2 separate regions of the Homo sapiens genome follow, and region 1 is linked to region 2. A link is an interaction called in ENCODE POLR2A ChIA-PET data of the cell type or tissue named here. Cell type or tissue: MCF 10A. All regions are shown on one strand. Links, peaks and the distances in the headings refer to the core of each region. The heading gives the core; the rest is flanking DNA. Region 1 overlaps DSP (desmoplakin). Region 2 overlaps LOC102724234 (a long non-coding RNA gene).

Region 1 (8,404 bases), core at 296-8,295, 130 kb after region 2:
TTAGCCAGCTCTTTTGTGTCCTATAAACTCTTGTTATGACTCTTGGAAGGAGTAGCTGCCTTGAGTTAGCATTCTCCAAAAGTTTATGAAAATTAAATCTTAGACCAAAAAAAATGCCTTTCTGCAAATAAGAGTTTAAAAAATCTCTGGAATATGAATCTGCCTATTCTGGAAATTTTATATGACTGGAATCATACAATATGTAGTCCATTGTGACTGGCTTCTTTCACTTAGTATCGTGCTTTCAGAGTTCATCTGTGTTGTATCATGTTTCAGTACATCATTTTCTATTTTTTTCATGTGTTTTTATGATTGAATAATATTCCATTGTTTGGCAGTGCCACATTTTGTTGATCTTTTCATCAGTTGATACCTGAGTTGTTTCCAGTTTTTGGCTGTGATAAAAAGTGCTGCTATGAACATTCATGTATAAGTTTTTATGTGGGAATATGATCAGTTTTCTTGGGTATATATCAAGTGAATTTCTGGGTGATTCTATGTTACATATTTTAGGAACTAATAAGATAATGATTTTATTGTATCTATTTCCCCCCAGGTTATGGGACCTGGAGAAACAAATCAAGCAATTGAGGAATTATCGTGATAACTATCAGGCTTTCTGCAAGTGGCTCTATGATGCTAAACGCCGCCAGGATTCCTTAGAATCCATGAAATTTGGAGATTCCAACACAGTCATGCGGTTTTTGAATGAGCAGAAGGTATAAGCCAACTTTTTGTTCCATAGCTGTTTTGAGATTAATTGGGTGTAATTCATGTTTTCCTCTGGTTTTTGTATCAGTGCCTAGGTTTGAAATGATGAATATTTAATATTACTAACCCATTTTGTGAAGGCTTAAAGAATGCCCAGAGGAAAAGCAACTGAGATGTTTACAAGGAAATGCAAATTATGAACATAGAAATAACGTGATATTGTTCTCTTCATGTTATCATAAATTATCTTTATAAATTGAGGGGATAGGCCCAGAAAACAGGCTGACTAGAAAGTAACCTCTTACAGATAGTAAGTTAAAGGGCTTGCTTCTCTTCTCTGAATGGAAAAAATGCTCATCTCCTAAGCTGTAACTATAAAAATATGAGACAAGTACATGTAGTAATAAACTGAAAAAAGGGTACAAATAACAGTGGTAAAAGAGTGAAATCACATTTATTTAAAAATATTTGTATGCATTAACATTGGTAAATATTTCACTTTTTGTATAGAACTTGCACAGTGAAATATCTGGCAAACGAGACAAATCAGAGGAAGTACAAAAAATTGCTGAACTTTGCGCCAATTCAATTAAGGTATGTTGGTTTCATAAAGAATGTTGGTATTTCACCAAGATTATTATTAACTGCATGACTTGCTGATTTGTTGTAAAGCGTATACACTTCCTGAGGATAGCAATTACGGTCTGTATATATTCTTTTCTGAACAAACCATAAAAATTAAAAATCTATTAGCTTGAATTCATTCCACATTGGCAGTATCCATTTGAATGGCTGGTTTCTATTCTTTGACTGGTGGTAGGTGCTGCATTCTCCATTTAGCATACAAAGATGTACTGCTTGGTTTAATAATGGTGTTTGTTTGTTTGTTTGTTTGTTTGGAGAGAGTTTCGCTCTTGCTGCCCAGGCTGGAGTGCAGTGGTGTGATCTCGGCTCACCGCAACCTCTGCCTCCTGGGTTCAAGTGATTCTCCCGCCTCAGCTTCCTGAGTAGCTGGGATTACAGGCATGCACCACCATGCCCGGCTAATTTTATATTTTTAGTAGAGACAGGGTTTCTCCGTGTTGGTCAGGCTGGTTTTGAACTCCCGATCTCAGGGGATCTGCCCGGCTCGGCCTCCCAAAGTGCCAGGATTATGGGTGTGAGCCACCACGCTAATGTAGTATTAGTTGCTTGGCCACTAGTGGCGCAAAGTCTTTGGAGTGGGCAATTAGACGTGCAGCCCAATGATTTAAAACTGTGGAACTGTAGCTGTTAGTGATGCTTTTTAAGTCTATGAAGGACACTTTTCTTAAACTTCATTATGCTGCAGGATTATGAGCTCCAGCTGGCCTCATACACCTCAGGACTGGAAACTCTGCTGAACATACCTATCAAGAGGACCATGATTCAGTCCCCTTCTGGGGTGATTCTGCAAGAGGTATATATGTCATCACATATCTCTTAAAACCTGCCCCTCCTTCTGCTTCTTCCCTTTTCCCTGTCTCCTGCCTCTTCCCTTTTCCCTGTCTCCTGCCTGTCTTCCTTACCATTGCTGATTTCATCCCATTACAGGGTACCACTTTAAGAGGTTTAATAGCAGGTTATGTGCCCTCCAGTGTGAGTCATTGATGTATGATACATTTTCAGAAATGATCAGGAATGTGTTATTTAGAGTCTTTGTAGAAATTGGGCTTAAATTTCTGGGTTTGATGAGAGAGACTTCTAAAAAGTGGAAAATACAGAAATTTCTAAAAGACAGCCTCTTCTCAAAGATGTCAGAGACTATCGTACCTGTCAGATGGTTTAGGGGAAACAGCCTGGAGAGATGAGAATGGGATACATTTTTGGCCCTTTGTTTTGCTGTACTTTCTTTTGCTGATTTTGGAATGAACACACTAAAGAAGAGAATTCACTCTTTATAATTTCACTATTTTAGAAAACAAAATCGGTCAAATTACATAGGACTTTTTTTTTAATGCAATATCTTTTTCTTTCTTTCCTTCCTTTTCTCCAAGGCTGCAGATGTTCATGCTCGGTACATTGAACTACTTACAAGATCTGGAGACTATTACAGGTTCTTAAGTGAGATGCTGAAGAGTTTGGAAGATCTGAAGGTAATTTATACTGTCTTTTCTTGTAGCGTCAAAAAAGAAAATAGAATAGAACCTTATTATTACTTCCACATTATAACATGGATTTGGACACATCCTGGTGAAACTGTATTTCCTCTAAAGGTTTAGTGTAATACTGCTTGTTTGTAAGTCTGGGGTTACTTCCATGCTCCAATACGCTGCTTTAAATGAACTTAAGTAATAGTCATAATATTGCAACAACTTTGCCAAACAAAAGTCACTTGATTTAATGTTTGGTTAAGGAATTTGCTTTATTTCTCTGTGTTAAAGATAACATCTTGGACTAGGTATATTTGAATTTTTTATATTCAGTGATTGTTCCCTTTATTCCTCATTTATGATACTTAAATTGAGATTATATGTAAACTTATTTTAATGTAAACTTGAAATAAAGGGAATATAATTTATGAAATCATAAGCTTTTGATTTTGAAAGAAATTACCTCATTTTACAGATGAGGTAGCTCAGACTCAAAGATAATATATCATTTGCTAAGAGCATATGAGCAGCTGGTGCAAGAATTATGATGAGAATCCAGATTTCTTGAATATTTGCCTAGTCACTCTTTGCATGTATGTCCATGTGTGTAAAGAGAAATAAGAATGCACATTGGTCTGGGAGGGGAAAAGTACTGCTTCTTTCTTGGAATGTGAGGTGTTTTTCTTTTGACATAATCTCTGATTTCATTCCACAGCTGAAAAATACCAAGATCGAAGTTTTGGAAGAGGAGCTCAGACTGGCCCGAGATGCCAACTCGGAAAACTGTAATAAGAACAAATTCCTGGATCAGAACCTGCAGAAATACCAGGCAGAGTGTTCCCAGTTCAAAGCGAAGCTTGCGAGCCTGGAGGAGCTGAAGAGACAGGCTGAGCTGGATGGGAAGTCGGCTAAGCAAAATCTAGACAAGTGCTACGGCCAAATAAAAGAACTCAATGAGAAGATCACCCGACTGACTTATGAGATTGAAGATGAAAAGAGAAGAAGAAAATCTGTGGAAGACAGATTTGACCAACAGAAGAATGACTATGACCAACTGCAGAAAGCAAGGCAATGTGAAAAGGAGAACCTTGGTTGGCAGAAATTAGAGTCTGAGAAAGCCATCAAGGAGAAGGAGTACGAGATTGAAAGGTTGAGGGTTCTACTGCAGGAAGAAGGCACCCGGAAGAGAGAATATGAAAATGAGCTGGCAAAGGTAAGAAACCACTATAATGAGGAGATGAGTAATTTAAGGAACAAGTATGAAACAGAGATTAACATTACGAAGACCACCATCAAGGAGATATCCATGCAAAAAGAGGATGATTCCAAAAATCTTAGAAACCAGCTTGATAGACTTTCAAGGGAAAATCGAGATCTGAAGGATGAAATTGTCAGGCTCAATGACAGCATCTTGCAGGCCACTGAGCAGCGAAGGCGAGCTGAAGAAAACGCCCTTCAGCAAAAGGCCTGTGGCTCTGAGATAATGCAGAAGAAGCAGCATCTGGAGATAGAACTGAAGCAGGTCATGCAGCAGCGCTCTGAGGACAATGCCCGGCACAAGCAGTCCCTGGAGGAGGCTGCCAAGACCATTCAGGACAAAAATAAGGAGATCGAGAGACTCAAAGCTGAGTTTCAGGAGGAGGCCAAGCGCCGCTGGGAATATGAAAATGAACTGAGTAAGGTAAGAAACAATTATGATGAGGAGATCATTAGCTTAAAAAATCAGTTTGAGACCGAGATCAACATCACCAAGACCACCATCCACCAGCTCACCATGCAGAAGGAAGAGGATACCAGTGGCTACCGGGCTCAGATAGACAATCTCACCCGAGAAAACAGGAGCTTATCTGAAGAAATAAAGAGGCTGAAGAACACTCTAACCCAGACCACAGAGAATCTCAGGAGGGTGGAAGAAGACATCCAACAGCAAAAGGCCACTGGCTCTGAGGTGTCTCAGAGGAAACAGCAGCTGGAGGTTGAGCTGAGACAAGTCACTCAGATGCGAACAGAGGAGAGCGTAAGATATAAGCAATCTCTTGATGATGCTGCCAAAACCATCCAGGATAAAAACAAGGAGATAGAAAGGTTAAAACAACTGATCGACAAAGAAACAAATGACCGGAAATGCCTGGAAGATGAAAACGCGAGATTACAAAGGGTCCAGTATGACCTGCAGAAAGCAAACAGTAGTGCGACGGAGACAATAAACAAACTGAAGGTTCAGGAGCAAGAACTGACACGCCTGAGGATCGACTATGAAAGGGTTTCCCAGGAGAGGACTGTGAAGGACCAGGATATCACGCGGTTCCAGAACTCTCTGAAAGAGCTGCAGCTGCAGAAGCAGAAGGTGGAAGAGGAGCTGAATCGGCTGAAGAGGACCGCGTCAGAAGACTCCTGCAAGAGGAAGAAGCTGGAGGAAGAGCTGGAAGGCATGAGGAGGTCGCTGAAGGAGCAAGCCATCAAAATCACCAACCTGACCCAGCAGCTGGAGCAGGCATCCATTGTTAAGAAGAGGAGTGAGGATGACCTCCGGCAGCAGAGGGACGTGCTGGATGGCCACCTGAGGGAAAAGCAGAGGACCCAGGAAGAGCTGAGGAGGCTCTCTTCTGAGGTCGAGGCCCTGAGGCGGCAGTTACTCCAGGAACAGGAAAGTGTCAAACAAGCTCACTTGAGGAATGAGCATTTCCAGAAGGCGATAGAAGATAAAAGCAGAAGCTTAAATGAAAGCAAAATAGAAATTGAGAGGCTGCAGTCTCTCACAGAGAACCTGACCAAGGAGCACTTGATGTTAGAAGAAGAACTGCGGAACCTGAGGCTGGAGTACGATGACCTGAGGAGAGGACGAAGCGAAGCGGACAGTGATAAAAATGCAACCATCTTGGAACTAAGGAGCCAGCTGCAGATCAGCAACAACCGGACCCTGGAACTGCAGGGGCTGATTAATGATTTACAGAGAGAGAGGGAAAATTTGAGACAGGAAATTGAGAAATTCCAAAAGCAGGCTTTAGAGGTATTCACAAATACTTGATCACAGCTTCACTGTTTCTCAAATTATTCATCACATTATTATCTCATCTGAACTGTGCTCTTTCTGCTTAAATAGATGCTTATAGAAAATCTAATTTTTCTTTTTATTGCTCTACTACTTCCTGTCATAATCCAGGTAACTGCTTTAAAATAATTTCAATGCTGTGTGCCCTGCTGTTCTTTAATTGCATCAAATGCTGATCTCTGGGTAGCCTGTGTTTGGCCCTGCTTTTAAGAACACTAATACATGTATAACTTCCTCCGAATGTTCCATTCTACTTCTTAGAAGTTAGCTCTTATTTAGTGAGCTATGACATACATTTGTAATGAAAATTTTCTTAAATAGAAGCCATACTAAAGTGTTTCCCTATGCAATTTTTAAAACACTTTTTCTTTTGCCTGCTTAGATGATTTTTTTGCATGGATTATTTAGTGTTCGCTTTTGATCATGGCCCTAGTGTGTTTCCTTTTGTTTGACTTTCCTTCTCCTAACCCTTAATTTAAAAATAACTTATTTAACTTCTACAGACAATATTTGTGTGTGGCTGGGTTGGTGTGTGTGTGTGTGTGTGTGTGTGTGTATATCTATATATTATATATATAATTATATAATTACATAATATATATTTATCTATAATATATATTTTATATAATATATATCTTCATATATTTGTATTGCTTCATTAAGTATGTTCATCTAGCTGTAACAGGTGAGATGTAGGTGTAGCAGGTATGATAACCTGAAACAAAACTCCCCACATTTTTTCAAAGCATAATTATTGTTAAGAGTAAGACAGGTCTGCAACTTACAGTTCCTTCTATAGAAAAAAATAGTAAGTATGAAGCCATTTATTGAAGTGGCAACATATACAGAATTTTTCCCACAAATTTGTAAAATAACAAGCTCACAGTGTATCCAGGGACAATATAGAAAGAAAAAATAAGCAAGGCTTTTTTTTTTAAAGATAGATACACAAAAGAAAGTTAAGTCGTGATAGTAATATGATATGATTCAAAACATTATTTTTTCCCATTTCTTTCTTCTTCAATTCCAGGCATCTAATAGGATTCAGGAATCAAAGAATCAGTGTACTCAGGTGGTACAGGAAAGAGAGAGCCTTCTGGTGAAAATCAAAGTCCTGGAGCAAGACAAGGCAAGGCTGCAGAGGCTGGAGGATGAGCTGAATCGTGCAAAATCAACTCTAGAGGCAGAAACCAGGGTGAAACAGCGCCTGGAGTGTGAGAAACAGCAAATTCAGAATGACCTGAATCAGTGGAAGACTCAATATTCCCGCAAGGAGGAGGCTATTAGGAAGATAGAATCGGAAAGAGAAAAGAGTGAGAGAGAGAAGAACAGTCTTAGGAGTGAGATCGAAAGACTCCAAGCAGAGATCAAGAGAATTGAAGAGAGGTGCAGGCGTAAGCTGGAGGATTCTACCAGGGAGACACAGTCACAGTTAGAAACAGAACGCTCCCGATATCAGAGGGAGATTGATAAACTCAGACAGCGCCCATATGGGTCCCATCGAGAGACCCAGACTGAGTGTGAGTGGACCGTTGACACCTCCAAGCTGGTGTTTGATGGGCTGAGGAAGAAGGTGACAGCAATGCAGCTCTATGAGTGTCAGCTGATCGACAAAACAACCTTGGACAAACTATTGAAGGGGAAGAAGTCAGTGGAAGAAGTTGCTTCTGAAATCCAGCCATTCCTTCGGGGTGCAGGATCTATCGCTGGAGCATCTGCTTCTCCTAAGGAAAAATACTCTTTGGTAGAGGCCAAGAGAAAGAAATTAATCAGCCCAGAATCCACAGTCATGCTTCTGGAGGCCCAGGCAGCTACAGGTGGTATAATTGATCCCCATCGGAATGAGAAGCTGACTGTCGACAGTGCCATAGCTCGGGACCTCATTGACTTCGATGACCGTCAGCAGATATATGCAGCAGAAAAAGCTATCACTGGTTTTGATGATCCATTTTCAGGCAAGACAGTATCTGTTTCAGAAGCCATCAAGAAAAATTTGATTGATAGAGAAACCGGAATGCGCCTGCTGGAAGCCCAGATTGCTTCAGGGGGTGTAGTAGACCCTGTGAACAGTGTCTTTTTGCCAAAAGATGTCGCCTTGGCCCGGGGGCTGATTGATAGAGATTTGTATCGATCCCTGAATGATCCCCGAGATAGTCAGAAAAACTTTGTGGATCCAGTCACCAAAAAGAAGGTCAGTTACGTGCAGCTGAAGGAACGGTGCAGAATCGAACCACATACTGGTCTGCTCTTGCTTTCAGTACAGAAGAGAAGCATGTCCTTCCAAGGAATCAGACAACCTGTGACCGTCACTGAGCTAGTAGATTCTGGTATATTGAGACCGTCCACTGTCAATGAACTGGAATCTGGTCAGATTTCTTATGACGAGGTTGGTGAGAGAATTAAGGACTTCCTCCAGGGTTCAAGCTGCATAGCAGGCATATACAATGAGACCACAAAACAGAAGCTTGGCATTTATGAGGCCATGAAAATTGGCTTAGTCCGACCTGGTACTGCTCTGGAGTTGCTGGAA
Region 2 (15,961 bases), core at 3,781-11,780:
AGCTGGTCTCAAACTTCTGGGCTCAAGCCATCTGCCTGCCTTGGCCTCCCAAGTGCTAGGATTACAGACATGAACCATCATGCCACGCCCTTATTTTTCAAAGTCAATCAAATTATTAAGTTAAAAAAAACCACTTCCCCTATACCCACTTCCCCAATTTCTCCTTTGCTAGTGTCAGTTATGTTCTTTTAACTGATTATTTTGGTATTTACCTGGATAAATTTAATTAACAAGCTTGTATTGCTTTATTTTTCAGTTTAAAACATTAGTTATTTTCTTCTATGAAAGTTGAAGATTTAGTTCTTCATTCTCCACATATTTTCACTTCTGTCCTCTTGCCTGTCATCCCAGTTATGTTTTAACTTTTATTACTTTTTGTTAGACACGGAGTCTCCCTATGCTGCCCAGAGCAGATTTGAACTCCAGGGTTCAAGCCATCCTTCTGCCTCAGTCTCCCGGGTAGCTTGGAGTTTTCACATCAATTTCCATTATTTGTGTCAGTGTGACTATCTGTGTTCAGAGTCAATCTTGTAATATTGCAACTACTTTTTTCTTTTGTGCTTAGCTATTAAGTTTCCCCCAAATTAACAACTGTCCTTTTTTTTAAAAAATTGCCTACTTTTCTGTCTGCTGTGGCTAATTCAACTCCAAACTTTCTGCTCATTGTCTGGGTCCTGTCCCAGTAGGTTCATTTTCATCATATATCCTCCCAGTTTGGTCTCCATGCAGACCCTCCGGGCTAGTTGCTCCCACGCTGGTGTCCAGCAATCATCTGGCAGGCCCCTTTTCCCGTCACACGGGGATTCTCTTCATCTCTCCACCATCAAGTCTCCAGTTCCTTGACTTATTTTTCATCTCCTTGTCATTTTACTCTGGGAGATTTCCAGTTTTACCTTGAACTTTTCATTTCTATTATATTTTTAATTTCCAATAGATCTTTCTTTGTTCTCTTGAATGCTACTTTAAAAAAACTCATTGTGGGCCGGGCGCGGTGGCTCATGCCTGTCATCCCAGCACTTTGGGAGGTTGAGGTGGGCGGATCACGAGGTCAGGAGATCGAGACCATCCCTGGCCAACATGGTGAAACCCCGTCTCTACTAAAAATAAAAAAATTAGCCTGGCGTGGTGGCGCGTGCCTGTAATCCCAGCTACTCCAGAGGCTGAGGCAGGAGAATCACTTGAACCTGGGAGGCGGAGGTTGCAGTGAGCTGAGATCACGCCACAGCACTCCAGCCTGGCGACAGAGAGAGACTCCGTCTCAAAACAAAACAAAAAACTAAAACAAAACAAAAAACCTCATTGCATTCTTCTTTTATGAATACACTCTCTTTTCTCTATATTGCTGTCATCTGGCTTTAAAAACATGCTGTCCTGACTTGGTTTTGAGTCTCTAGCTAGAGACAGGTCAGTTTCCCTTATTAATACTCGAGGGGGTTCTGGAAGTTATCTTTTCTCTGCAGTGTCCCATTTCCCCAAGTTGCTTTTCCCCCTTCCTTGCGTCTCCTTGATATTAGAGACTTTGGTGGTATGCTGCTGCATTCTTTAGGGTGTAAACATTCACACCACCCTCCCCACTGACTCTCGGGTCCTCCCCCGCAGCTGTGCCCCTGGTCCCCAGTGCAGAGACCTTCTCCTTTCCCCTCTCCTGAAAATACATCTGTCCCCAGGCTTGTGCTGCAGTGGGAAAGGGCCCGTCCAGGAGTCGGGGAGGGATCCTGGAATTTAAAAGCATCTTTAACAGCTCCTCCTCAGAAACCCAGTCACACTTCCTTCCCCGCTAGTGAGAGGTGCCAGCCTGCTGGCAGCCCCCCTTCGCTCTTGGCACCTCCTCGGCCTCGACGCCCACTCTGGCCGTGCTTGAGGAGTCCTTCAGCCTACCGCTGCACTGTGGGATCCCTTCCAGGGATGGCCGAGGCCGGAGCCGGCTCCCTTGGCTTGCGGGGAGGTGTGGAGGGACAGGCACGGGCAGTAACCGGGGATGCGCGCGGCGCTTGCGGGCCAGAGCGAGTTCTGGGTGGGCTTGGGCTCGGCCGGCCCCGCCGGCCCAGGCAGTGAGGAACTTAGCACTTGGGCCAACAACGGCTGTCCTCGATTTCTTGCCAGGCCTTAGCTGCTTCCCCATGGGGCAGGGCTCGGGACCTGCAGCCCACCATGCCTGAGCCCCCCGTCCCAACCCCGCCCTGGGCTCCTGCACAGCCCGAGTCTCCTGAGCCTCCCGGACGAGCGCCGCCCCCTACTTCACAGCACAGAGTCCCATTGACCGCCCAAAGGACTAAACAGTGCGGGTCCACGGGCGGGACTGACAGCTCTACCTGCGGCCCCGCTGGGGAATACCACCGGGTGAAGCCAGCTGGGCTCAGTCAGTCTGGTGGGGACTTGAACAATCTTTATGTCTAGCTAAGGGGTTGTAAATACACCAATCAGCACTCTGTATCTAGCTCAAGGTTTGTAAACACACCAATCAACACCCTCTGTCTAGCTCAGGGTTTGTGGCTGCACCAATCGGCACTCTGTATCTAGCTAATCTGGTGGGGACTTGGAGAACCTTTTTATCTAGCTAAGGGATTGTGAATACACCAATCGGCACTCTGTATGTAGATGAAGGTTTGTAAATGCACCAATCAGCACCCTGCGTCTAGCTCAAGGTTTGTAAATGCACCAATCGGCGTTCTGTGTCTAGCTGATCTGGTGGGGACTTGCAGAACCTTTATGTCTATCTAAGGGATTGTGAATGCACCAATCGGCACTCTGTATCTAGCTCAAAGTTTGTAAATGCACCAATCAGCACTCTGTGTCTAGCTCAGGGTTTGTAAATACACCAATTAACACTCTGCATCTAGTTAATCTAGTGGGGACGTGGAGAACTTTTGTGTCTAGCTCAGGGATTGTAAACGCACCAATCAGCACCCTGTTAAAAACGGACCAATCAGCTCTCTGTAAAACAGACCAATCGGCTCTCTGTAAAATGGACCAATCAGCAGGATGTGGGTGGGGCCAGATAAGAGAATAAAAGCAGGCTGCCCGAGCTAGCCCCGGTAATTTGGTTAGTTTGTTTCATATGATGTGAGATATTTGTCTTTTTTTTTTTTGTTTTTTGGGTTCAGATTGTTGTTGGGAGTTTCAGCGGTTTTTTGCTAAAGTCTGTAGATTTTTCTGAATCTAATGTGGGTTGTGAGCCCTTGAAAAAGAACAGAGAACTTCAGATATGGTACTTTAAGTATGATAACATGAACTGTGAAGGTCTGCAGCTTTACTCCCGAACTAGTGAGACAGCGAACTCTGGGCAACGCTGTGTTTAACAGCTGGAACACTCACTGTACAGCTAAAACACTTTAAGTTTGCAACTTCGTTCTTGAAATTAGTAAGACCGAGAACCCGCTAGTTCTGGACACACTAGTTCCCAGGGTTACCAGGTGCTGCCTCTTTATGAAAGGCTGAGGCTTTTTGGCTGTTAGCTTTTCTCTATCTAGTATTCGGCTTTTCTCAGGTTAGTTATTTGCCCTACCGCTGACGTTTGTCTTGTACGTTTTTCCGCAGTTTTCTTTTAAGCGCTCTATTCTTGTGGGTGGTTTTGTTTTGGTAATTCAGGAAAGAAAATGAGGTGTGTGCATTCGTTACCTATCTTTCCCCTGAACTACAGTTGAGTGGTGTGTTACTTATCTTTCCTCTGAACTACATGGTAATTTGTGGTTCAGGCTACAGCACTCTGAAAACATGACTAGAAATCCTATTTCATTGGTGTATGCTCTTAAAATTCAAAAAAACTAAATGCCTAATTCTTTCGTGTCTATATTCTCAAAATCTTGTCAAGCCAAGGAAGGTAAAGGAGAAAGTAGTATTCAGTCATCGGTAGCTTTTTGTATTCAATCTTTCTCATTGATAAAGCTTTAAAGGTCGTACAGGTCCTCACTTCATGACAATGATAAAAGGAATCACAAGAGGGCAGGTTTACTTGGTGAGCAGAAGGATTGGAAGCATTTTCTCTCTTGACATTGTTTGGAATTGCCAGCCCATGATAATAAAAAGCAGAGTTTTGATCAATCGGTTGATTTTTGAGACAGGTTCTCACTCTGTCACCCAGAACTGAGTGCAGTGGTGAGATCTCGACTCACTGCAGCCTTAGCCTCACAGGCTCAACCGATCCTCCCAGCTCAGCCTCCCGAGTAGCTGGGACTATAGGCATGTGCTTCTTATCCCCGGATAGTTTTTTTTAATGTTTTGTAGAGACGGGGTCTCTCTATGTTACCGAGGCTGGTCTCCAACACCTGGGCTCAAGTAATCCTCCTGCCTTGGCCTTCCAAAGTGTTGGGATTACAGGCATGAGCCACTGGCACCTGGCTCGGTTTATTATTGTTTTTTTTAAATCTCCTTTGTCTGCATCTGTCTGGTGGTTTTAGTTGAGGATCTTGGGACAAACAGGCTCATAGCAATGATAGGGAGATTTTAGGCAGAAAATGGAAAGTTTCTGGGATTTCAGAAATTTTCAAACTTCAGAAACTGTAACGGTTGTTTGTAGCTCTTTATATTATTCCATCTTTATAAAATTCCATATGTGGAAATAATGTGTGTTCTCATATTTAACTCCATCCAGTCATGCATTTAGTGCATATTCATTGAGGACCAATTACGTGCCAGTGTTGCTGAACAGGGGAAGGACGCAACGCTATTGAGACTTCCCAGCCGGGCACAGTGGTGCATGCCTGTAAGCCCAGCACTTTGGGAGGCCAAGGTGGGTGGATCAGTTGAGGTCAGGAGTTGGAGACCAGCCTGACCAACATGGTGAAATCCCATCTCTACTAAATACAAAAAATTAGCCGGGTGTGGTGGACATGCCTGTAATCCCAGCTACCTGGGAGGCTGAGGCAGGAGAATCTCTTGAACCCGGGAGGCAGAGGTTGCAGTGAGCTGAGATTGTGCTATTGCACTCCAGTCTGGGCAACAAGAGCGAAACACTGTCCAAAAAAAAAAAAGCCGGGCGCAGTGGCTTATGCCTGTAATCCCAGCACTTTGGGAGGCCAAGGCGGGCAGATCATAAGGTCAGGAGATCGAGACCATCCTGGCTAACACGGTGAAAACCCATCTCTACTAAAAATACAAAAAAAAAAAAAAAATACTAGCTGGGCGTGATGGCAGGCGCCTGTAGTCCCAGCTCTTAGGGAGGCTGAGGCAGGAGAATGGCGTCAACCTGGGAGGCGGAGCTTGCAGTCAGCCGAGATTGTGCCACTGCACTCCAGCCTGGGCGACAGAGTGAGACTCCGTATCAAAAAAGAAAAGACTTCCCCTGGGGAGTGTCTGTAATCTAGCTAGAGAGATATCTTTTTATTTACTTTGTTTCTTTATTTTTGAGAGGGAGTCTCACTCTGTCACCCAGGCTGGAGTGCAATGGCACGATCTGGGCTTACTGCAACCTCCGCCTCCCGGGTGCAAGCAATTCTCCTGCCTCAGCCTCCCCAGTATCTGGGATCACAGGCACATGCCACCATGCCCTGCTAATTTTTGTATTTTTAGTAGAGAGACAGGTTTCTCCGTGTTGGCCAGGCAGGTCTCGAACTCCTTCCTGACCTCAAGTGATCCACCCCCTCGGCCTCCCAAAGTGCTGGGATTACAGGCATGAGACACCATGTCCGGCCGAGAGATATCTTCTTAAAAACTGCAATACAGGGACAGCGTGATGAGAGGTACAGCAGAAGTTTTCTTGACTATGAGCTACAAAAGAAGCCCAAAGGAGGATGGAATTGATCTTGCCTGGGGGCATCAGGGAAGCCTTCGGTTGGAGAGGACATCAGATAGCACAACAGTTCATGCAGAGAGTGGGGAGATGAAATCATTCAGTGTGTCTGAAGAGTAGGATATGTGGTGGGGAAGGGGCCTTTGAAGGGATCTGAAGATGATTCTTCAGGCAAGGAATTTTCAAAATCCACTCCACAGCAGGAATAACCTCCTAAGACTCCCTGGAGATCCTGACTCAGCCCTTCTTGGGCCCTCGGAATCTCTGTTTTTTTTTAAAGCTCCCAGATGTATCAATCAGACTTAGAAATCACTGCTCTGGGCAGTACGATTCCACTTTAGGAATTTAAGTAGGGGAGAACATAATCAGATTGGCATTTTAGCAATATCCCTTCAACCAAAATGTGGAAATTGGACTGAGAGAGAATGGAGGCAGGGAAGCCCCATGGGAAGCTTGTGAGAAAGTGGGGACAGGAGCCAAGGCCATGGGAGCTGGGGTGGAAAGGATAAGACCCGACAGCACACGGCGGTTGTGTAGCTGTAGAGAGGGGAGCAGAGTCGTCACATGGCGCCCAGGTTTCGACTGGGACAGTAACTGGGTAGGCAGTGGTCAAGATGGGAAATCAGTGGAGGGTCAGAACTGGAGACAGAATGAGATCCTTTGGGAAACAATGAGTCTGAGCTATCAGCGGGCAGATGTGGGAATGGATGTGAAAATTTGAGGTCCCCCTTACGGGGGTGCTACTGGACATCATAGGAATAAGTGAGTCACCCAGACAGAGGGTGAAGAGTCAGAAGGGAAGACAACGACGCTGTCAACCTTCAAGGTAGGTAGGACCGTGAGCATGGGGGTGGGTGGGAGAAGGTGGTAGGGTCAGAAAACTGGCAAGGAGGAGAGTCGGGAGGAAAAGGAAAACACGGTGTCCCCAAACTGGGGAGGAGGACAGCCTTAAAGAAGAAGGGTGTGGTCACCCAGGCCCACTGCCCTTCCTGAAAGCCACCTCCCACCCTGCACGGCACCTCCTGGGAGCAGGCAGCTGCAGCCCCGAGGGAAAGGCGAGGGGAGCAAAACTGAGGATCTCCCTCAATTATTTTTAATCTCTTTGCGGATTTCGTCAGTGCTCAGCAGCATTTTCTCCCAGAAACAAAAGCAGGAGGGTGCTGGGGGCCTGGGTGTGGCTCCGGGAGCCCTAATTGCTGAGTGAGACACTCCTCGGTCCTCTGGTGTCCTGGAGAACAAGTTGGGGGAGCCGCCCGCCCCACCCTGCAGGAAGAGGCCAACTCAGAGCTGTGCATTACTTTGTACATTTCTTTGATTTTTCTTCTTATTTTTTGAAGCATATGCAGTACTCAGAGATCATTTTAGACACTGCAAGAAGACAAAGATACCTAAAGAGGAAAAATGAGTTTTTCTCCCTCATTCTGGGCTCTCCACTGCTTATATTTTGAGTTTAAAGGAGACATTATACACACATTAAAGAGATTCATGGAGGCCCTTATTACTGGGTGAAATATATTCTGTAAGCCAGCCGTCCCTAGCCTTTTTGGCACCAGGAAGCGGTTTGGTGGAAGGCAGTTTTTCCATGGATGGGAGGGTGGGGATGGTTTCAGGATGAAACCACCACCTCAGATCATCAGGCATTAGTTAGACTCTCATAAGGAGCACGCAACCTAGATCCCTCACACGCGCAGTTCACAATAGGGCTTGTGCTGCTATGAGACTCATGCCACCGCTGTTCTGACAGGAGGTGGAGCTCCGGCGGTAATGCTTGTTCACCCCACGCTCACCTCCTGCTGTGCGGCCCAGTTCCTAACAGGCCACACAGATACTGGTCAACGGCCGGGGGCTGCGGACCCCTGCTGTAAGCCTTTTCTTCACCCAGCAAGATTTAGTGTTGTTCATCCGAAGAGCTCAATTCTTATTATGGACACAAATGAATTGATCTAACCAGCAGCCCTGGGAAGTGAGAAAGACTAATTACCCCAGGTTGTAGTTATTTCTTGGATGGATGGCTTTGGGTGGATAGCCGGGTGCTGTGAGTACATTCATTCACTATTCATTCAGCAGATATTTTTATTGACTGCCTACTCTGTACAAATTAGTGTGGATGAAACTATGCCCTGCCCACAGGAACATGTCCAGCTGGGGAGCAAGATGGAACATGCATGCAAAGGTTTAGAAACACTGCAAACAAGGCTACCTGCTGTCGTTCCTGGCCAAAGGAAACAGAACGGAAGAGCCTCTGTTCCCCAGAAGTGGTCACTTAGGGTTGCCCTGATCTGGGAAGGTTCTGTGCAGAGGTGGCCTCGTGAGGTGCGCTGTGGCACATAGACCTGTCACCAGTGGAGGGTGTCCAGGTTCTTGGCATCTTGAACAAAGAATTGGACAAAACGCACAAAGCAAGGAAGAAATGAAGGGGGTTTATTGAAAATGAAAGTACACTCAGGCCAGGCGCTGTGGCTCAAGCCTGTAATCCCAGCACTTTGGGAGGCTGAGGCGGGTGGATCACAAGATCAGAAGATCGAGACCATCCTGGCTAACACGGTGAAACCCTGTCTCTACTAAAAATACAAAAAAAAAAAAAAAAAAAAAATTAGCCGGGCGTGGTGGCAGGTGCCTGTAGTCCCAGCTACTCGGGAGGCTGAGGCAGGAGAATGGTGGGAACCCGGGAGGCAGAGCTTGCAGTGAGCTGAGATTGTGCCACTGCACTCCAGCCTGGGCGACACAGCAAGACTCCATCTCAAAAAAAAAAAAAAGAAAGTACACTCGACAGCGTGGGAGTGGGCCTGAGCATAGGGGCTCAAAGGCCCCGTTACAGAATTTTGGGGAGTTTAAATACCCTGTAGAGGACTTGGGGTATGCCCTATGTAAATGAAGAGGTTGAAGTAATGTTACAAAGTCATTTACTAGGGAGAGGATATTTTCTGTCATAGCGGAAGTGTGAATTGGCCTTATGTTCCCTGCCTCCAGACCCTATTTTCCTGCCTCAGACCTTGGTCACTCGCTGGCTGTCCGTGTCCTTTTCAGACCTTCAATATCTATTCCTAAATAACAGTTGTTAGAAAGTGCTTGAGAAGTGTAACTGAAGTTGCCTTTCTCTGTCCAACCCCCAACTCTGCTCTCCAGCCCCCAGCCCCATACCACTTCTCATGGGGGTCACAGCTGCCTGATTCCCGGTGGGCCGCCCTCATGAGCTGTCTCATTGTAAAGTCTGCCTCCTGGTACATAGTGAGGACTTTGTAAATGTTTGTTGAATGAGGCAATGAAGAGCCTTCTAGACAGAGAGTAGAGAGTGTGGGGCTAGCATGCGCTTGTAGTGTTCAGATGAAAGGGAGTCAGCCTGTTGGGTTGGAGTCAGGTGTGTGTGGGAGGACGGTGGAAAGATAGCCAGGGTCCTGTCTGTCCACACACGAGGCTGAGAATTGGGACTTTGTCCTGTTGGTACCAGAGAGTCACAGAATGTTCTGGAGCAGGGGATTGACAGGGCAATGTGGGGGGAAGGTCAGCTTGCGCCGCTGTGTAGGGTGGACTGGACTGGGTTAGATGAGAGGAGGAGAGGCCAATTAGGACTGTCCCAGTAGTGCAGGGGAGATGACACTGCCGCTCCCAAAGCAAAAGATGCAGGTTAAAAAAATGTGTCTATTTTCCATTAAAGAATATTTTAGCCACTGGCTGGGCACGGTGACACACGTCTGTAATCCTAGAACTTTGGGAGGCGGAGGCGGGTGGATCACTTGAGGCCAGGAGTTTGAGACCAGCCTGGCCAACGTGATGAAACCCCGTCTCTACTAAAAATACAAAAATTAGCCGGGCGTGGTGGTGGGTGCCTGTAATCCCAGCTAATTGGGAGGCTGAGGCAGGAGAATTGCTTGAACCCTCGAGGCGGAGGTTTCAGTGAGCCGATATTGTGCCATTGCACTCCAGCCTGGGTGACAAGAGCGATACTCTGTCTCAAAAAATATATATAAAATAAAAATAAAAACAAAAAATAAAAAAAATATTTTAGCCACTGATAGGGCAATGATATGTAAAATTTATTTTTTTGTTAGTTTTTTTTTCTTTTGAGACAGGATCTTGCTCTGTTGCCCAGGCTGAAGTGCAGTGGCACCATCACGGCTCACTGCAGCCTCAATTGTGTGATCCTTCCACCTTAGCCTCCTAAGTAGATGGGATCACAGGCACGCACCACCATGTCCAGCTAACTTTTTAATTATTTATAGAGACAAGGTCTCACTATATTGGCCAGGCTGGTCTCCAACTTCTGGTCTTAAGCAATCCTCCTGCCTTGGCCTCCCAAAGTGTTGGGATTACAAGTATGAGCCACCACGCCCGGCTACCATGTATAATTTTAAAATCCACATGAGTTTCACTTAGGCCATAGTAGAATGGCCTCATATTCTGAACAGGAATTGATCTGAAACTGACCTTTCACTCCTAAGGATGCCTTTCTTGTAAATTCGGCCTTCTCTCCCCCTGTGAGTGGAATTCTCTCTGGAAATCAGATGGCAATGAAAGACTGGGAGCCCTTATCTTTTGTGTTATTGATTTGGTTTTGTTTACTCTGACTCCCAGGAGAGACTCCCAGCAGGGATTCCTCGGGAGGGCTCACGTATGTGTGTGTTGTGTGTCTGCACATGTGTGTGACTTTTCCTAGATCTCCTCCAGATTTTTTTTTTTTTTTTTTTTTTTGAGACGGAGTCTCCCTCTGTTGGCTAGGCTGGAGTGTAGTGGTACGATCTTCGCTCACTGTAACCTCCGCCTCCCGGGTTCAAGTGATTCTCCTGCCTCAGTCTCCTGAGTAGCTGGGATTACAGGTGTGCAACACCACACCCGGCTAATTTTTGTATTTTTAGTAGAGGCGGGGTTTCACCATGTTGGTCAGGCTGGTCTTGAACTCTTGACCTTGTGATCCACCCACGTCGGCCTCTCAAAGTGCTGGGATTCCAGGCATGAGCCACTGCGCCCGGCAGCTCCTCCAGAATTTATCTGGAGCTAAACATTGTCCAGTTGCTGCTGACCCTAATCTCTGTTAAGAGAGTCTTGGTTCTCCACCCACAGTGCTCCACTTGACCAGCTTCAACTAGTCTTAAAAAAAAAAAAAAAAAAAGCGAGATTGAGTTTCTTGGCGCTCAGTAAGCCAGGGCTTGAAAACACCACAGCTTCCCACTTCCCCAAGACTGCGGACAGGATGGGTTTCAACAAACCTCTTGGCCTACAGGCAAAGAGCTCATGGCAAAAACGACTGTTTAAATAAAGCTTGGGTGGGCCAGCTTTTTAATTTTTTCCAGGATGACTTCATTTGGCAATGATGATTGTGCATGTTGGCAAACAGATGGGAGAATGAAAAAATGCACGGTAAAGGTGTTCTGTAGGAGGGAGAGGAGAGAAGGTCTGGGAGAGAGAAAGGGCATCTGAGGACAGCAGCAGCAGCAGCAGCAGGAGAAAGGAAAAGATGAGAAGACCTGAGGAGGGTGGGTGAGAGGTGTATGGAACAGGAAAGAAAAGATTTGCCTTAAGTGAAACTTTGACTCTTTGCTTGCTTTCTTTTTTTTTTTTTTTTTTTTTTTTTTTTTTTTTTTTTTTTTTGAGATGGAGTTGTGCTTTGTCACCAAGGCTGGAGTGCAGTGGCGCGATCTCGGCTCACTGCAACCTCCACCTCGTGGGTTCATGCAATTCTCCTGCCTCAGCCTCCCGAGTAGCCGGGATTACAGGCATGCGCCACCACGCCCGGCTAATTTTTGTATTTTTAGTAGAGACAGTGTTTCACCATGTTGGCCAGGCTGGTCTTGAGCTGACCTCAGGTAACCCACCCACCTCAGCCTCCCAAAGTGCTGGTATTACAGGTGTTAGCCACCGCGCCCAGCCAACTTGGACTCTTCATAGCTAGACCAGCATGTATTTTAAATGTGTTTTAAAATGTATATAGAAGAGATCCATCATGTGGCAGTAATGCCACCCAATTCTTGTTTTGAGTATTAGGATAGCTTGGAATGGATGTGGATCAAAATTTTGCATTTCTGAAACATTATTCTCCCTTTTTTGTTTTTGAGACTGAGTCTTGCTCTGTCACCAGGCTGGAGTGCAATGGCACAATCTCAGTCACTGCAACCTCCGCCTCCTGGGTTCAAGTGATTCTCCTGCCTTAGCCTCCCGAGCAGCTGGGGTTACAGGTGCATGCCTGTAACAGGTGTTACACCTGGCTAATATTTGTATTTTTAGCACAGACAGGGTTTCACCATGTTGGTCAGGCTGGTCTCGAACTCCTGACCTTAAATGGTCTGCCTCAGCCTCCCAAAGTGCTGTGAATACAGGCATGAGCCACCGTGCCTGGCTGAAACATTATTCTCGATAGCTGAAAAGCAGAAACAACTCAGATGTCCATCGGCTAATAAGTGGATGTGGGTATGCAAACAACAGATTATTATTCAGCCTTAAAAATGAGTAAGTTCTTTTGCAACATGCAACAACATAGCTGAATCTTGAAAACATGATGCTGAGTGAAAGAAGCCAGCCACAAAAGATGACATATTGTATGATTCTCTTTTTAAGAAATGTCCAGAATGGGCAAATCCATAGATACAGAGGACAAATTGGTGGTTGCCAGGGACTAGAGGGAAGAGGGAATGGGAAGTGACTGCTAAAGGGTTTAGGGTTTCCCTTTGGGGTGATGGAAACGTTCTGGAATTACACAGTGATGGTTGTACACCTGTGTCTGTACCCAAAAATCACTGAACTGTACACTTTAAAAGGGTAAATTTTATGTGACTACTATCTCAACTTTTAAAAAATGTTGTGTTTGTGTGACTATACTTTTCAACTTTGGCCCTACTCATTTTGTTTGTATTTATTTATTTTTTCTTCCTAGAAATAGTATTACGGTCACATGATTCAAAATTCAATATATAAAAGGATGTAAAGTGAAAATTCTTTCTCCCATCCTCGTCATTCCCAAGCTACTCAAAAAGTAAGCAATATTACCAGTTTCTTGTGTGACTTTCACAGATTTTGTGCACACAAGCAAATAAGTACAAACAAATATTCTTCCCTTGCTCTTTTTAAATAAATAGTGACATTCACATGGTTCTGTACCTTGCTTATTTCACTAGCCAACACATTTGGTTGAAACCTTGTTCATATCAGTGCATGTAGATCTCTGCCATTTGTCCAAACATATGCCTTTGGATTACATGTGTCATTTGTTTAATTGGCCCACTCTTCTTCTTCTTCTTCTTCTTTTTTTTTTTTTTTTTTTTTGAGACAGGATATCTCTCTGTCGGCTAGGCTGGAGTGTAGTGGTGTGATCATCATGGCTCACTGTGGCCTCAAACTCCTACTATGGACAGGAGACAGGGAAATACTGGGTAGAAGAGGACAGTTCCCCAGCAAAGGCCCCACCCTCAAGCCTGGATACCCATGGCCCTAAATGGGAACAGGCATTTCTGTTTTTGCACCCCAAAAGTTGACTTTTGGCCCACATGCTCCCTATCCTGTACCCATATAAACCCCAAATTCCAGGCTCCAGAGAGAGACAAGGAGATGAGGAGACAAGCAGACGAACAGCGGAACAATGCAGCAGAGAAAGAGAGAAGAGAAGGAACGTCTGAACGTCGAGAGGAGTTCGGCTGCTGGACGGCCAAACTCCAGGGGAAGATCATCTTCCCACTCCATTCCCCCTCCAGCTCCCCATCCATCCCACTGAGAGCCACTTCCACCACTCAATAAAAGCCCCACATTTATCCTTCAAGTCCATGTGTGATCCAATTCTTCTGGGATGCTAAACAAGAACCTGGGATACAGAAAGCTGTCACACTGGCCCTCTGCCCTTGCAGAAAGGCAGAGGGGCCCTGAGCTGGTTGATACTTAAGCTGTCTGTGGATGGCAGAACTAAAAGAGCATTGGGACACTGGGGTTGCAGGCACCCCCCCACCCCCAGACACTACTGCAGGGCTGGAGCCCAAAGTGCTCGCTGTGGCTCACGCCCCTGCCCATCTGCATGCTTCCCCTCCTGCAAGAAGTTTGAGCTTGCAGTGGGCGGTCAAACAGAGAGCCGCACCCCTGTCACATGCCCTGTGAGGGGGGCCAGGGAACTCTCCCGTTTACCTCCCAGGCTCAGGTGATCCTCCTACCTCAGACTCTCAAGTGGCTGGGACCACTGGCACATGCCACAATGCCTGGCTAATTTTTTAAAAATTATTTGTAGAGACTGGGGTCTCCCTGTTGCCCAGGCTGGTCTCTAACTTCCGAGTTCAAGTGATCCTCCTGCCTCGGTCTCCCAAAGTGCTGGGATTACAGGTGTGAGCCACCAAGCCCAGCTTAACTGGCCCACTCTTGATGGAAATTTGGTTCTTTCCAATCCTTTCAGACTTCAGTGAATAATTTCCTTCATACATGATTTCACCCATACAGGAGGTTATCTGTAGGCTTAAATTCTTAGAAGTGGGATTGTGATTAAGGGGTATGTGCACTTGTAGTTTTGGTGGATATTTTCTAGTCTCCTTTCACAGATATAGGCGTGGGTTTACACTCCCACCAGCAATGGATGAATGCTCCTGTCCCCAGATACTGTCAATATGTTGTTAACATTTTCACCCTGCCAAACTAAATGATGAATAAATGTGTCTCAGTTGGGGGGTTTTAACTTTGTCTTTTCTTTTCTTTTTTTTTGAGACAGAGTCTCACTCTGTCACTCAGGCTGGAGTACAGTGGTGCGATCTTGGCTCACTGCAACCTCCACCTCCTGGGTTCTAGCGATTCTCTGCCTCAGCCTCCCAAGTAGCTGGGACTACAGGTGCACACCACCACACCCAGCCAATTTTTGTATTTTTTGTAGAGACGGGGTTTCGCCATGTTGGCCAGGCTGGTCTAGAACTCCTGGGCTCAAGTCATCTGCCCACCTCGGCCTCCCAAAGTGCTGGGATTGCAGGCGTGAGCCACCTCACCTGGCCATTAACTTGGCATTTTATTGTTATGAGAGAAGTTGACAGATTTTCTGATGTGAAGAGCCTTTTCTATGAGCTACTTTGCCCATTATTTTATTGAGTTTGTTCAGTTTATTATTAATTTTCAGGAGCCCTTATATGTCTTTGTCTGTGATAGGGATTTGGAAGATAAGTTTTCCAAGGATCTTTAAAAAAAAATTTTTTTTCAGAGGTTGGATTGATTTTTTTCTTCTGTGGTTTCTAGGAATCTTACTTACAAATAATTTTGGTTGCACGCAGTAGCTCACACCTGTAAATGCAGCACTGTGGGAGGCTGCTGTGGGTGGATCACTTGAGCCCGGGAGTTCAAAACAAGCTTGGGCAACATAGTGAAACCCCATCTCTACAAAAAATCAGCTGGGTGTGGTGGCACACACCTGTAATCCCAGCTACTCAAGAGGCTAAGGCATGAGAATTGCTTGAACCCAGGAGGTGGAGGCTGCAGTGAGCCATGAGCTGAGATTGCACCACTGCACTCCAGCCTGGGCAACAGAACAAGACTCTGTCTCAAAAAAAAAAAAAATTCCTTGCCTTTTAATTTTCAAATATTAACCAGTATTTAATAATTGTGTGTTTGTGATCCCCAGACGCTTGTTCTCTCTGTGTGTTCTTTGGAGCATTTCATTAAGTCTTTAATAGCTTTATCCTACAAGACCTTCTGATATGTTCCCAATTTTTTCTATAAAGAAGACTACCATCCACTAATTTTTTTCTGATTCCCTCCTGCTCTTGAAATCAAGCATCTAAGTATCTCACCAGACTTGGCCTAAGGCATAATTCCAGGGTTGGTGGTTTGGATACCAGCCTCACTGATGGCTCTGTTTGTCCCCCCACCTTCAGCACTGTCAGCGTTAGCACCTCCTCCTCCCGTTTTCCCTCCCTCTTCTCTCTCAGCATGAGAAAGAAACTGGTCCCTGTGGGGTCTGCATATTGTTTGATACTCTTTTCTTTAATAGGTGGAGCTTAATTCCCCTTGTGTTTGGCTTGGACTTGGTGACTGACTGCCAATGAGTAGAGTATGCAGAAGTGAGGATGTGTGGCTTCCCAGACCAGGTCACAAAGGCATTGGAGCTTCCTCGCTCTCTCAAACCACTTGTTCTGGGGTAAGTCAGCTGCCACGTTGTGAGGACACTCAAGCAGCCTTATGAGGAGATTCACATGTGAGGAACTGAGGCCTCCTGCCTGTAGCCATACCACTGAGCCATCTCGGAAGTAGGTCCTCCAGCCCTAGCCAGGCTTTCAGATGACAGCAGCC

The links. ChIA-PET counts read pairs that join two places held together with the same protein. Peaks named below come from ENCODE experiments on the same cell type or tissue, not always from the same donor. Only the 100,000 strongest peaks of a DNase experiment are listed, where the experiment ranks them.
Region 1: POLR2A ChIA-PET joins it to region 2 with 8 read pairs; 4 of 35 experiments call an interaction of 5 or more read pairs at or near these places.

Annotation. Positions count from the first base shown.
Region 1 is chr6:7,575,738-7,584,141 of GRCh38, forward strand. DSP (desmoplakin) reads left to right here. Exons shown (of 24, transcript NM_004415.4): 19 at 557-719; 20 at 1,222-1,305; 21 at 2,042-2,149; 22 at 2,727-2,825; 23 at 3,538-5,832; 24 at 6,905-8,404. Among named protein-coding and RNA genes, the nearest start is that of SNRNP48, 10 kb to the right of the region's middle. In MCF 10A, for the core only: no CTCF peak of the experiment used is centred there; no DNase peak of the experiment used is centred there.
Region 2 is chr6:7,439,322-7,455,282 of GRCh38, forward strand. LOC102724234 (a long non-coding RNA gene) reads left to right here. Exons shown (of 3, transcript XR_926434.2): 3 at 13,244-13,472. Among named protein-coding and RNA genes, the nearest start is that of RIOK1, 57 kb to the left of the region's middle. In MCF 10A, for the core only: no CTCF peak of the experiment used is centred there; a DNase peak (open chromatin) is centred at 7,880.